2 separate regions of the Homo sapiens genome follow, and region 1 is linked to region 2. The links are chromatin contacts, found by Hi-C or POLR2A ChIA-PET in ENCODE. All regions are on one chromosome and are shown on one strand. Each heading gives the region's core, a stretch centred on a gene start or an enhancer-like site at or near the end of the contact. The rest is flanking DNA. Distances are from core to core; before and after follow the strand shown.

Region 1 (7,608 bases), core at 2,780-5,279, 350 kb after region 2:
CATCCAACTCATGTAAGCTCAGAGCCAATAATCTTAATATTTACCAAGGGTCCTTACCTGATAAAAGTTGAAAGCATCCTTTTTCCTGGACTGCTTTCTGTTCTGCACTGTAAATCTACAAATCTGCAAATGTAGTAGGTCCATAAACCAGCTTCGGCTGGGCTGATTTCTTCATAAGGATGTGATTTACTAAAATGCCTATCAGTTAAGTGGCATAGTTGTAACATTTTAGGAAGGTGTAAGTCCATGTATAAAGTTCTTTATTAAACATGTATTTAGTGCCATTGATATTTTAAGAAATTATTCAAGTGTAGTATAGAGTCTCGCTGGGAAGCATAGCACCTACAAGTTGATCTAACCACTTTGCTGTTAACTTTTCTTTCTGCCCCAAAGATCGCAGATTTCACTGGAAGGATGAGATTCCTCCCTCCCCTACATAGCTATTTAGGAATAACTATAAGTAAAACCAAAGAAAATGCATGCTTGATCTACAAGGAGTTGTGGAAATTTGCACCTGGTCTCTGAAAGTGAAAAGAGATGAGATAAGAAAAGTAATTGGTATATCACAGACATCAACTAATGTACACACTCTGGCCACAGAGAAGCCCAGACCTAGCTAGTTCAAGTATAGTTGATAGCCAGATGTCAGTGATAAAAGCAATCAAGGGCCTTGTTGACTAAGTCTTATGAGTACAGGTAATGTAATTAGTAACTGACTTTTCCCCAAAAATCCTAGAGAAGAAACTCTAGTGGTTGATTCTCAGGGCTCAATAGTTAACGAATGGTCTCAGCACTAAGAATGCTGACAATTAACATCACCTACAAGGCCAAATTAAAGACTATACTTTTTCTATTATTTCTCAATCTTTACGTTCAGTTAGAATTGAAATCCTGTAAACTCATCTATCTGGTTTCCCAAAGGCTTGTCTTTCTGAAATAGACAAGAATGAAATGTAAGGCCACACTCTAGGAATAGGTAGATGAGTGCAAATTGTGTCTGACCTCTCCATACTCTTATTTAACTCTGGCAGAATTTTATCTGACAGTCACTGGAGACTTCTATTCAGCAGTTTCTCCACTGGCCTAAAGGAAGAAGTGGCAAAAATATGATCCAAAATACAATTACTGATTTCCTAAAGGCAATGGTAATTTTGGTGATGGAAAGGAAAAAGCCTAAGAATGCATTTTTACTATTACCTCCTAGTCATTACACTATGTTTTCTGTGAATTTCAATTACTATTGTTTATTCATTCATTCGCTCATCTTTTTAATGAATAGTATTCATTCAGTTAGTACCTACTATATGCTTGGCACTGAGCTAAATTCTGAGTGTGCAAAAATCTATGAGAAGTTGTTTCTGCCCTCACAAAACTTACGACTAAATGACTATTGATTAACTTACCTTTGCATTGTTTTTTGAAGTTCTTCAAGTGCCCAGAATTTATACCAAAATCTCAAGGGAGTTAGAGTAGGTATTAACAGTCCTATTTTAAAACTGAGGAAATTGACGCTCACAGAGTTTAAGCAACCCGTTTGGATTGCACAGAAAGCTGTTAGCAAAAAGAGTTCAATGTCAATTCTTGATAAGCTTCACATTTTAATGAATGAATTATTTATATATGAAGTTGTATTATAACAACATTAGGTGAAGTCTATTTTTAACCTCTTTCAGTAATGATAATGTTCTGACCTAGATTTCTAAAATACAGGAAGTTCATCCCGGTTGATTCATGCATTGCAGATCTGAACTATTGATAAAATGGGATGAAGAGAAATAGCAAGTGAGTTTGTTGGTTCCTTCGTGGACTAAAATTTAGTGGTAACAGAATGACTGGAGTCTGACAGTTAAGGTTTAATTCCTATCATTTGCCAGCTGTTACGGACTTGGTAAACACATATGGGCTATTAAGAAGTGTGTATTTCAAAACATCAAGTCATATTTAAAGGATTATTTAAGAAAATGGGATCATATCTCCTGTGTTCTAAAGAGGCCAGATACTTTTTTAAAAAAATAACCAAAAGTAGAGACATTTTAGTCTTCTTTATTTTAAACTTTCTTTTCACACCATTTTCATTTTTCATCACAAAGTAGATTTTGTGGTGGTTGCTAGCTTTCTTTACATAGTCCATTGCAATGGAGTTTAATCTATCCAGGGCTAAAACCTGAAAATATGGATATAGTCAGGAAATGACTTGTATTTGTTTCTCTTCACAGGAGGGAGAGGGTGTCTGGATCAGTGGTTATCAAACTTGGCACAAACCTGGCACATACTAAGATCACCTGGGGAGCTTGCAAAATAGGCTATTCCAAAACCATAAAATCTCTGGGGGTGGGACCCAGGCGTTGGTATTGTTTTTGAAATATCCCTGGGTTATAACGAGCAGCCAAGGTTGAGACTTGCTAGAAATTTTCACTTCTGTTGGAGAGCAAAGTAATCAAATTAAGCTAATTGCTTGTACAAAGTTAATGGCTTGTGTTATTCACATTTTCCAAATCAGTATCTAATGGAGATTCTGGCTAGTGTGACAAAGTGTAATGAAGACTGTCTCATCTAGTTTGCACAACTACATAGTGCCTAGTACATAAACACTAAATATTACTGGCATCATTCTATTATTATTATTTAATAATTTGACAAAGGAAGGGAAAAGAAGGAAAATAAATATTGTTTGGAGATTAAAGATTTTTTAAATATTGCATTTGTCCCAGTTGAATGTATTTGAAATGTAATAATTTGAATATCCAAAATGTAAAACCAAGAGATATGATGTAGCATATTTTATTTCCAAGGAATCCTACAAAATTTCGCCTACTTTGGTACATACCTTATCAAAGTCATTTTATCTACCTCTAGCATTTTGTAGGAGAGGCTAGGGAATGTGTGCCCAGTGGTTAAAAAAAAAGAGAGAAATTCACTTTTCTTTTGGCAAGTCACAGACATTCCTTGGGATTGGGGTGGGATGGGGTGGGTTAGCACAGTAAACTGTTGCTGTGAACTCTAATTATTTTTTAAATATGATTTTCAGTTCTTATTTGAATGTTAATGGATTTTAAGTATTTATCTCTGACCTAATTTAGGGTGAGAGACAAAACCTTGGAGACAGCATATATAGAATGTCATGATCTTCCCAGTTGCTTCATGGAAATATTCATATACTGACCTACTCCTCTTACTTTCTCCAGGGCACAAAACTACCATATATATTTTCTTCTTCTAGTATGTCTTAGAATATTATTTCAGTGACTTTATGTTATTACTTATTTCAGAAACAAAATGCAAACAGAAACAATAAAGGTCTTAATCTAAAGACTAAAGTAATTCACAAAGAGCAGGAATAGAAACTAAATTCCATACCTTTTCTCTTTTGACTTCTAATTTTCTTTTCTTCAAGTAGCTTTTATTTCTCTCAATGCTTATTCTAATTCTAATAGCTTATTGCAATCTGTATCTATCTTTGCAATATTCCTTTCTTATTTAATTCCTACTTCCATGTCTACATTTTAAAAAGTGGTTCCTATATTCAGGAGTAATTTATTACTTAGCTCTTGAGAGAGAAAGGTGGCTATGTATGTACATTTTCTTAAAATGTGCTTTGAATTTTACTCCAGGGACAGTGGTTGAAATCTTGCCCAGAGTTATCATGTTAGTTACAAAGTAGACATGGACTGATGTATGACAGGAGAAGAGTTTCTGATATCAGGAATATTTGATTTTATTTTGGAATAGGTGAAGATTGAGGGTTTTAAAAAAATTTCTGTCTTTAAGAATTTCCCATTAAAACACTATTTTTTAAATCTGTATCCAGAGCTGGAATTTTATATTGCTAAAAGTATTACAGCCTATTCTCACTTTTATTCTCCTTTGTCGGGCATATTTGCTCATGTCTAAGTCTTTTCAGTTATTCTTAATCCTACTTAAAATCTTTGGGTGGATTAAAAGTTGCATTTCCTTGTAGCTTATGTTGCAAGCATCAAATGATTAAAAAACGAAGATAATTTATTTTCCTACCATAAGCTTAATGACTCATATTCTGGAGCGGATGGGGGTTGGCAGGGGGAAGAAGGGAGGCAAAGAAAAGTAAAAAGTAAATAGCAGGCATGTTTCAGGAGAAACTCCAGCCAGGGCTGTTGGGTTGAACTTTATCGATGCTGCTTCATGATATGTGTCAAAATAAATGCAGGAAACAGCTTTTGCCTCAAAGCTTGGAATGTTGTGGTTAACTGATATTTAGGTAAAGGAATGTTACAATTGGAATAGCTGGCCTAAAACTCTTCCCAAAACCATCAATTTTATTTATTAAACTTGCTGAAAAGACGAAAAGTGACAAGGAAAGGCACAGATCATTTATTTATTTGACAAGTTTCTCAGAGTTCTTTTCCTTGATAAAGCAGCAATGACGATGAATTTTATTATGCTTAGTGTATGTGTTTGCTTGGTTTAAATTATTTACATATTTACTGTTAGGGCAGTAATAAAACCAGGTCAGTCCAAATAACTTTTTTTTTGTCTTGTCTGTGGAACACTATGAAAGTTGCATTTTTAATGGATGATGACCACAGTTGTTTTTAGGATTCCTGAATGAAGTCATGAAGTCTGAAAAATTTTGGAACCTAGAGTTTTAACTCATGTTACAATTTGAGTAACTGCTTTACAGAAAAGGGCCTGGTCTAATTTTGAGACTGTGGCTTGATTCTCACAAGTTTGATGCTCATTTCCCAAGGATAATATATATAAGCCCATAATTAAGGCTGTACTTTAGTTAGACTTGAGTTGTGAAGAAAGAAATTCAGGTTACTTTAGGGTTCCGTTCCTCAAATCTGGTGTTCTGTGCTATGCTTTTACAGTTAAGTGTGCTACAAAATAAAGTCTTTGGGACCCTCTGTTAAATAGGTTTAAACTTTTTTGGAACAAGATTTCTAAGAGACTTAAATGTGCAAGAGAGCATTCTGACTGAGAAAGGATAAGGCATGTAGCATTTCCAGATCATTAGCAAGCAGTATCTATTCTCATCTCTCAGAACTCTGTTTCTCAGAGCATGGTTAAGGAGAATTTTTATGTATATAAATGTATCACCATCAATAATCAAGGCAGAACTGTATATTTATATTTACATAGTATATATTACATATTATATATAAACTTACATATATATTATATAAACATATAATTTATACAGTATTTATGTGTTTATATGTAATATGTAATATATACTATATAAATATACAGTTTATACAGTATATTTGTGTGATATAAATATACGGTATATAAATATATAAATATACAGTATATAAATATACAGTAATATATATATATACTATATAAATATACAGTTATGCCTTGCTTATTAATGATGATACATTCTGAGAAATGTGTCATTAGGCAATTTTGTCATTGTGCTAACATCATATTTTGTATTTACACAAAATTAGATGGTATAGTCTGCTATGTGGGTAGGCTATATTATAAAACCTATTGCTCCTAGGCTACAAATCTGTACAGCATGTTACTGTACTGAATACTGTAGGCAGTTATAACACAATGCTAAGTATTTGTGTACCTAAACATATCTAAACATAGAAAAGGTACAGTAAAAATATCATATTATAATCTTATGGGACCACTGTCATATATGCAGTTGATCGAAATGTCATTAGGTGACACATGACTATATATAAATACATGATAAAATACATAAATATAATAATAGTATATACAACCTCTTTATTATTTTCCTGTTATTATTTAATCTAAGCCTAATGTTGTATTCCCTCTGCAGAAACCCACATCATAACGGGCCAGCACAGGGAGGGGCACCAGGAATCCAGGACCTGTTGGTTATTTAATTGATGACACTGGCAGATTATGGTCTCTTTTCCATGCATGAGACATGGTGCAGGTCTGCATGACGTCGTCTTCTTTTCCCTTGTGCATTCATAAGACAGATGGCCCAGATGGCGCTGTGATTCATTGTGAAGCAGGAAGGAGATAACGCAGCAGCATCTGCAGTGCTGCTGGGAGGAACACATCTGTAGCAATTGGGTGGATCTTTACTGCCTCTGGGCTGTTTCTCCCTGTGCTTAGGTGCAGGTCTTGATGAAGAAGAGAGTTCTGGGGGCAAGAGCAAAATTAATTTGTATCTTTATCTGAGTTTAGAAGGTTCCTGGGCTCCTGTTAATATACATCAAAGCAGTTCTAGAGTCATCTTAAACTTGCTCAACATTGCCAGTGTGCATGTGTAGAGGGATCTCTGTAACTCTATTGGGTTCTGATCAAATGCATTACAAATAATATGCAGGAATCTTAGCAAGGTTAAACATCCATCTTGGTTGGAAAAAAAAGAAATGTTTTCACTTGGGAGGCTTAAATATATCTATTAGATTATACTGAATTGTTAAATAAAGTGGGGATATCTTGGGATGGAAAGGATAAAAGGCAAGATTGCTGAATTGACGTTGATGTTGACATCAGTTGTTTAAAAGGATTGTTTGGTATTGCACTCCATTCAAAGCCAGATAGGGATAGTAAATCCAGGGAAGACATTCTCATGAGCCTTCTCCTAAGAACCCCACTACTCACCCTTCGTTTGACTAACATTCTGCACAGCAGCAATTTCATGCATTGTTCTTTATTGATTCATTGGTAACTGCTGACCCCAGAACTAAGTGATAACACTGCTTTCCCTTTGGTCAGTTCTTTGTTCATGTATTCTTTACAGTTCTCCGAGGGCTTACTCACTATGGGTAAGGCACTATGCATGGCATCCAGGAAAACACAGCGGCGCACAAGGCGCACTCTTTTTGCCATCCACAGTCGTGTACACACTAAACATACTAAAAACTCTGTGTGATAAATTTCATACAAAGTCATGCAAAGGAAGTGGTTAACAGGTTTGTAGAATGTGATCATGAGTAGGCAGATTCCAGCCACTAAAGGCTCAGCATGGACCACCTTGTAAGTATGCTGCATAAGGATTCATGGTGAGTAACAGCTTAGCCACCTCATTTTTTTGAAAAAAAAAGAAAAAGGAAACTCACATTACTGTATTCTTTCAGGGCTTCATTTTGCAACTTTCATGCACTCTTGAAGTAAAGGCCATGACATCGTAACTTTGGTTTCTTTTCAATAGTTCACTTTCTGAGAGTGTAAGTGGGTACTTGGTGTATCATAGGCCATTATCAGACCTGGACATGATCGTGGGTTTGGTCTGTTGCTCACTGTTTCAGAGGCAGGTCTAAGCTATGCCTCCTCTGTTTCAGAAAAATTGTTCTGTGATTTATGATAATATTTTCATTAATGAGGTTTCTACCTTTTATTACTATTACCTTCATTTTGAAAAAATCATAGTCATTGATCACATTTCAACCATTTTAAGATAAATGCTTTTTCACATTTTAACATCTTTGAAATCAAATGTGTCTTGTAATCAATGGCATGTCATAGTTTAGTTGGCAGCGTTCCTCCTCACCCTTTCAAAATTTTTCTTTAGAGGCACATGCCTCTACCTGTGAAGCATTGGAGACCCACCCCCCACCATGTTTCTGGTACATGACACATTAAAGGAATTCAGGGATGCATGACATTTGGGTCCTACAGTTGTGAGAAAAC
Region 2 (7,354 bases), core at 1,314-3,813:
TGCCGTTTGACTCTGTGAGAACTAACACAGCTAGGTAAAGGGCAATAGCCTGCACTTATTTTAATCTTTAATGGGCTAAAATGCTCCAGTTAAGAGTATTTTGGCTGTCATTTATCATTCCACCTGTCTTAGAGTGGGAACAGCCAGCACTTTCAGAATAGTTTCTCTAATTATCTCTATCACTGTTGAAATGCTATTTAATTTTTTTTTTTACCGTTACATATCTCTTTACCAGATTGGAAGATAAGTCTTAATAATTGGTCCATTAAAATTAGGTGGAAGTACTTTAAAAAAAATCATGGTAATAGTAGCCTAATCTGTCAACAACAATAATAGTATTTAAGTTAAAAAGGAAATTTAGATAGTTGAAAACTATAAAATATAAATTCACATTTATGCTTAAATGTAATGCTGTAGCTTGTATTCTGGCTTGAAAGAAAATAATGGTTAATCAACTCATTATTTTGTTTTCAATTTAACACCATTTATTTGGCACCTAGTATATAATTTGATCAGAGTAGAAGTAGTTTCATAATAGTTGGCATTAAAAGTGAGACTTCCACAGACATTGTATATATGCAAGGACAGACCTGCTTTTTTTCCTTTTTCTTTTTTGTTCCCCCTCTGTTCCTCACAATAAGTTTCTAATATTTTCTGATGTGCGAATGGCTGTTTGCCCAGGGTATGCTTAGTGTTCTCCACACATCTGTGGGCTTCTCACTAATTCTTGGGAGTAAGGTCCAGAGAGAGAGAGGGAAGACACTGTGTCAGCAGTACTGGGGTGGGGAGGTGCGTCCCACTGTCTGTCAAAAGCACCCAGAACACCGAGAGAGTTCTGAGTTTGGCCAATCAGCTGAGAATCAGGCAGGCTTCACTCTAGTACTGCCTAGGACCTTCTCACCTTTTTCTTGGATGAGCTGAATCTCTTGGGGGAAAACTCTAAACTGGAGAAGAATCTGATTGGGAGTACTCTGATAAGGATCCAATTAAAAAGAAAACATGGAAACATGCCATCATTTTTGTTTATTTGTTGATTGTAAATCCATTTTCCCCAAAAAATATTCTTCTGGAACATGTTGACAGACAAAATTAAGTATCTTCAATTTTCCATATAATCTGATAATTGTTTGGGACTGGGTAAGTCTTCTAGTTAGTGACCAAATTGGAAAGTAGATAATCTTACAACAAAATGTAAACTTTAAAAATGGAAAGCAAGGTAGACATTAAGTACTCTGACAAGCAGTGCTGTGTAGTGGAGAAAGTTCTGGGCTGGAAGCCAAGACCTAAATTCTAGGCTAAGCTCAGCCATAACCAGATGGCTTTGGGCAGGCAAGCTGTCCAGCTTCTCCGGGTCTCATTTCCTTCACTTATACATCAGAGGACCTGATTAGAGGCCCCTAATATCTATGTCAGGTCTATAATTCTATGTTTATGACATACCTGAGGAGAAGATACAGCGTCTCTACTAGAACATACAGGAGATTCTGAACGGCTGGTGCCTGCAGCATTCTGAGACGGATTTAGTTTTCTGTAAAGGACACACATGTTATGTGTTAAGGAGATGATTTAAAAATGTTCATGATAGAAAGCTTGCCTTGCTTCCCTTCCCACCTTAACACTAAAATAACAATGACTAAAATAATGACTTATTTCCATAATTTTTAAAGAAACATTTTTTTAAAAGCAAGAAAAAAAGAATTCACCTAGAGAGCACTGACTCCAATGACCGTCTGTCTATTTCACTGTATCCAGGCCAGTCTCTTTGAAGCTCTTTAAAAACATAATCCTTTAAGGTATATGAGAGGTCCTTAGAATTCAGATTGGCTACCTAGTATGAGGTATAAAAACAGAGCATTAGGTATTTTTACTATCATCTCCTAACCTAAAACAGGCAACCTTTAGGATTTACACTGAAAATAATTACATCAATTGGCCCCAAAGGGACTGCTAGTTTTGTATTATATGCCAGATCTCAATAAATGCCATTAACTTCATTTTGGGAATTAAAGCTTTATATACACAGCTAAATGTTTTTTTCCCAGAATGGCCATTGCATTTTTAATATTTCTAATCAGATAATAAGCCCATATTAGGAAAAAAGTGAAGATTTTAAAAAAATCAATTATTTTAGTCAAAGGAATCCAAAACAGTTGTACAGTAGTCCCCTCCTTATCTTCAAAGGATACACTCAAACACCCCCAGTCGATGCCTAAAAACTCCGATGGTAACGAACCCTATATATACTGTTTTTTTCTTATACATACATACCTGATAGTTTAATTTATAAATTAGGCATGGTAAGAGATTAACAATAACTACTAATAAAATAGAGCAATTATGCCAACATGCTGGCAACACTACTCTTGCGCTTTGGGGCCATTACTAAGTAAAATAAGGATTACTTGAACACAAGTACTATGATATTACAACAGTCGATTTGAAAACGGAGATGGCTAGTGACTAATGGGGGACATACAGAGGGTTATCCAATCCACTGCTGTGGTATCTCAGTGCATGTGTCCAGGTAACCCTTACTGCACTTAATAATGGCCCAAGATGGCTACCAAGTGACTAATGAGTGGGTAGCATCTACAATGTAAAGCTAAACAAAGGGATGATTCACATCCTGGGCGGGACAGAGCAGGACAATGTGAGGTCTCATCACGTTTCTCAGAACAGCGTGCTACTTAAAACTAACAAAATGTTTACTTCTGAAATTTTCCTTTTAATATTTTTGGATCATGGTTGACCATAGGTAACTGAAACCCCAGAAAGTGAAACCACGGATAAGGACTACTGTATTACCAACATCCTTATTTACTTCTGGGCAATTGAGTCCATTACTTTTGAGTCACAATAAAAATCCTTGATCACTTGTATTAAGTAGAAACCAAACAGTGCCCAAATGTTGGGTTACAAACTTTCCTTTCAGTCATCAACCAAACACTGTCTTCATAAATAGTATCAATTCTGATAACCTTGTCTGTCTTTCTTTGGATAACCACGCTTGCTCCTTATATCTGCCAGTTCTCCTGAAGAACCACTTACTCAAAGTCCTTGAAATTCCCCAAACCAATAAATGAAAACATATGCCTAGAGAACCCCCAAATTACTGTTATTAGTCAGCCAGTTTATTCCGAAGTGTAATCTTTTCTTATCCCTTAACTGCAATTCCTAGAGTTTCGCGGCTTAGCCATTAACTAACTACACAAACATACAGGTTCACGTGCCAAACCAAAAGTAATTAATTTTTAAGGCTAGGAGAAAATTACTCTTGCTTATGACTTCCTACTGGAATAGATCATTCTTTCTGTGTCTTTTAAAAGTACTAACAAATATGATAGTTTATGCTTCTCACAACTTAGCTGAACACTATTCTAACAGTAATGTTTCTATTAAGGAGAAAATAGGTTTATCTTAAAATTCAAATTTGCAAAATTCAAATTTGCAAATAAGTTAATATAGTATACACCCAGATTTCTTGAGGTGGAATAAACACAATCCATCAATTTTCTTTTTTCTTTCTTCTTACTCTTTTTCATTTTTTGAGACAAGGTCTCACTCTGTCACCCAGGCTGGAGTCCAGTGGCAGGAACATGGCTCACTGCAGCCTTGACTTCTTGGGCTCAGGTGGTACTCCCACCTCAGCCTCCTGAGTAGCTGGGACTACAGGTGGACACCACTATGCCCGGCTAGTTTTTGTATTTTGTATTTTTTGTAGAGATGGGGTTTCACCATATTGTGTAGACTGGTCTCAAACTCCCGGGCTCAAGCAATCTTCCCTTGGCCTCCTAAAGTGCTGGGATTATAGGTGTGAGCCACTACGCCCCACTGGCAATGCTTCCATTTTCTTTTACCCCCAGCACTACACACATTGACACCCCCACCCCCACAGCAATCCATTTTCTAGGTTTTTGTAATAGGACATTCTCCTGGTTTCCGCCTCTCTTAGGACCTTTTTTTTTTTTTTTTTTTTTTTTTTCCGAGACAGAGTCTTGCTCTGTCGCCCAGGCTGGAGTGCAGTGGCATGATCTCAGCTCACTGCAACCTCTGCCTCCCAGATACAGGCAATTCTCCTGCCTCAGCCTCCTGAGTAGCTGGGATTATAGGCGCCTGTCACCATGCCCAGCTAATTTTTGTATTTTTAGTAGAGACAGAGTTTCACCATGTGTTTCACCATGTTGGCCAGGCTAGTCTCGAATTCCTGACCTCGTGATCCCCCCACCTCGGCCTCCTAAAGCGCTGGGATTACAGGGGTGAGCCACGGCGCCTGGCCTAGGACCTTTGTTTTTTAAGTCTCTGTTTCTCAATCCTCTATATGTTGAAATGCTAAAGTACTTAGTGCCTGTTTTCTGCTCTGTTTTCCTCATTCTGTTCATTTCCTCCTAAGATGATTTCATTAAGTTTGAAGACTTTCAATACCCAATATATATGCTGCTAATTCCTAAATTTATAACTCTAGCCCCAACTATCCTCTGACAACCACACCCTTACATATAACTATCTACTGACATCTATCTCCACTTGGATATGTCTAATAGACATCTTCCAAATGGAGTCTATATAAGACAGAATTCCTGATCCTCTTCTCCCCCTTAATCCTACTTCTTTTCCATCCTTCCGCATCTCAGTCAATGGCTCAATATCCATTCAATTGCTCAGCCAAAAACCTAGCTATAATCACAGATTCCGTTCTTCCCCTCATTGTCTCCCTACACCTAACCGTTAGCAAGTCTTATCACAAAATATTAGGCTCTTTAAGTAGTCTCTCTCCTCTACTCCTGCCCCTCCAAGCCATTCTTGCCGTAGAAGTCTTAAATGCAGTCTAAATGCAGTCTAAAATGCAGCCATCTGAGAAAAGGTTCCCTGATCTCTCCACTTAAAGCAGAGGATTCCTTCCCCAGCTCCTTTCAACTCCTCACTGGTCCTGAAATTGTCTCATGAATAAGCTCCATGAGGGCAGGGTTTCTATTGGGGTTACTTTGGGATTCCAGCATTTAAAACAGTGTCTGGTACACTGTAGGTACTTAATAAGTTGAATTGAATGAATGAATGTTGAGCTTGAGCCAAATATCCAAATGTTAAGCTGGATACATTATTCAACTTTATCTAGTTTCTGATTGTTAAAATTTAGTTTTTCCATAAAAGGTCATTCTAAGAAAAAAAGGTTTTATTAATACATACCAGTTTAATAATAAACAGCAATACACAAATTTCCTGGTGGATGTTAAGCACTTTTAAATTTAGGTACAAATTTTACCGGGAGCCAACATCTTAGTTTATTTTAAAAACCTATTACTTTGATGAATTAATAATGTCCACAGGGTTCTGAAAACTACTGTGTAAGTAACAAATAAGCAAATTATCTCTACTGGCACAGGCAAAGCCTGATTAATTATTTTAGGTAACTTGTTTCCCAACTAGTTTGTCTGGGACAGAATAACCAATTTTGGGATGATTTGTATGTATCTTGCGGCTCTTCTTTTCTCTGGTGCCTACTTTTGGTCAGTTTTATTAGAGCAAAGTCATTTTATTTTTTTTTGTTAGCTGCTAGCAATGTTCAGGAAAGGGAATTTAGGTATAATTGGTTTATGTCAAAGTTATGAATATGCCTGATATCTTTCTTGGGAGGATAAATGAGATCGTGCACGTGAAATGCCTAGCACTGTGCCTGGCACATAGTATATGCTCAAAAAATGGTCGATGTTGTTAGCCTTTCTGTGTTTTCACTAGGCCAGTGGTTTCAGCTCGTATATTAGAATCATTAGGGCCATATAGAATATGAGTGCCTAGGCCCCACCTTCAGATACTTGGCTTTTGTTGGTCTCAGGTGGAGTTCAGGCACTGGCATGTTTTAAAGGCTACCCAAGGGATTCTAATATGTTACCAGGATGAGATGATGCTCTAGATTCTATCAAATGATCAACACTAATAACTCTCATGCCTCGCTTGGGGGTAAAGTTTATCTACACTTTGAGATACGCGCACACACACACACACACGTATATATATATATATTTAGATATCTATATGTATATACACAATCACATAATTACTGCCATATATCAATAGTAGTCTATGTGTGAATTGCCTCTGCAGTCATTTTGCCTTCTCCATTATCAAACTGAGAAGCTAATTCACAACTTTTCTGGAGATGCAGTTACCAAATGCTTTGTGATTTGTAACCTGACTCTCACTGCTTCTCCAGATATCAAACTGAACACACACACCCTCATTCTCATTTATTCTCTTTCTTTTGAGCTCTTAAAACTGCTATGTGACATATGGATTTAAATTATTTCCAAAAAGTGCTAAAGGACTTAATAAAGATCCTTAAGATTGATTGAGATACCTTGGGGACTGGCTAACCTGAATTGGAGACAATGGTCTTACCCTTTCATAACATTTAGTATTATGTTGTGAATGTAAGAGATAATGGATAAAAAAATAGACTTGAAATGTTACTCTTTGAATAACAGATCAAAACCTGTAGGGTTTTTTTTTTTTTTAAATGATGAGATTCAGAATAACTTCTTTGGAAATGTTATTTCCTTAGAAAAAGTAAAAAAGATGGACCACCATTTATGGTGGATCTGAATGCTCATAAAGATTTATGACAGATGGACAGAAGGAAGGAAGAAAAAAATATGTAGGAGGTTATAGTCTAACAAACCACTGACTTTAAAAAACAATGGCCTACTTTCTTACACGTAAGCTTGTGATAAAGTATGGGATCACTGCTAATACATTACAATTTCATATGCTTTTATGCAGACAAATGACTGATCTTGGCACACTTAGTGGCAGAAAAAGATAGAGTAATAAGGGCAGCACAAAGTATGTGGGGCAAGATACATTTTAAACTATTTAGTAGGCAAAAAATGTTCTGGCTTATACCAATCAAAGGCCAATAGAATACATTGCACAATTTCACCGACAATAATCAATACAAATTAAGGCAATACTTTAGTGTATTCAACACTAAAAACAGATAACAAACACTTCTTACTTTCTTTTTAATGGAATTTGAGAACAAAATTTGTTGGTCCCAAATAAAGACAATGCTCACATTTCAACTAGTTTTTAATTAAGTGCTTAAAATGAGATGATTTAACTTAATATTCAGGAGTTGTATTTCACATACCACTGATCAAAATAATCCTAAAATTTCTCTATCTCAATAATAATGATAATAATGACAACAAGCTTTTTTAAATGAACATTTTAACAAGAAGGTAAGCAGGAAGGACCTCTCTCCAGCTGTCCTCACCTGTTGCAGAATTGCTCCCAGGGAGTTCTTGTCTTTTTGATTGACACCATCTTTCTGGAGTCTAGCAAGTAGCTCCGGTTTCTT

Evidence for each region. Hi-C counts contacts between places; a loop is a spot of excess contacts on that map. ChIA-PET counts read pairs that join two places held with the same protein, here RNA polymerase II (POLR2A). Pooled maps may share reads with other maps.
Region 1: a map of endothelial cell of umbilical vein shows a loop between it and region 2 (2.4-fold over the local background). The contact joins two enhancer-like sites. A Hi-C loop is called at or near these places in 1 of 168 maps with a recorded cell type or tissue (endothelial cell of umbilical vein) and 1 of 50 pooled maps. POLR2A ChIA-PET finds 5 or more read pairs at or near these places in 1 of 52 experiments (GM12878).

What each region holds. Positions count from the first base shown.
Region 1 is chr5:96,251,067-96,258,674 of GRCh38, forward strand. All of the region lies in intron 1 of LOC101929710 (a long non-coding RNA gene), which reads left to right. It also overlaps a transcript of CAST not described here. Among named protein-coding and RNA genes, the nearest start is that of MIR583, 180 kb to the left of the region's middle. Within about 2 kb of position 4,030, at least 9 of the 41 ENCODE cell types and tissues checked have a DNase peak (open chromatin) inside an H3K27ac peak, as active enhancers do; they include endothelial cell of umbilical vein, where a contact is called at or near this core.
Region 2 is chr5:95,899,253-95,906,606 of GRCh38, forward strand. It overlaps ELL2 (elongation factor for RNA polymerase II 2), which reads right to left. Exons shown (of 12, transcript NM_012081.6): 5 at 7,271-7,354; 6 at 1,704-1,828; 7 at 1,441-1,528. Among named protein-coding and RNA genes, the nearest start is that of LINC01554, 51 kb to the left of the region's middle. Within about 2 kb of position 2,564, at least 7 of the 41 ENCODE cell types and tissues checked have a DNase peak (open chromatin) inside an H3K27ac peak, as active enhancers do; they include endothelial cell of umbilical vein, where a contact is called at or near this core.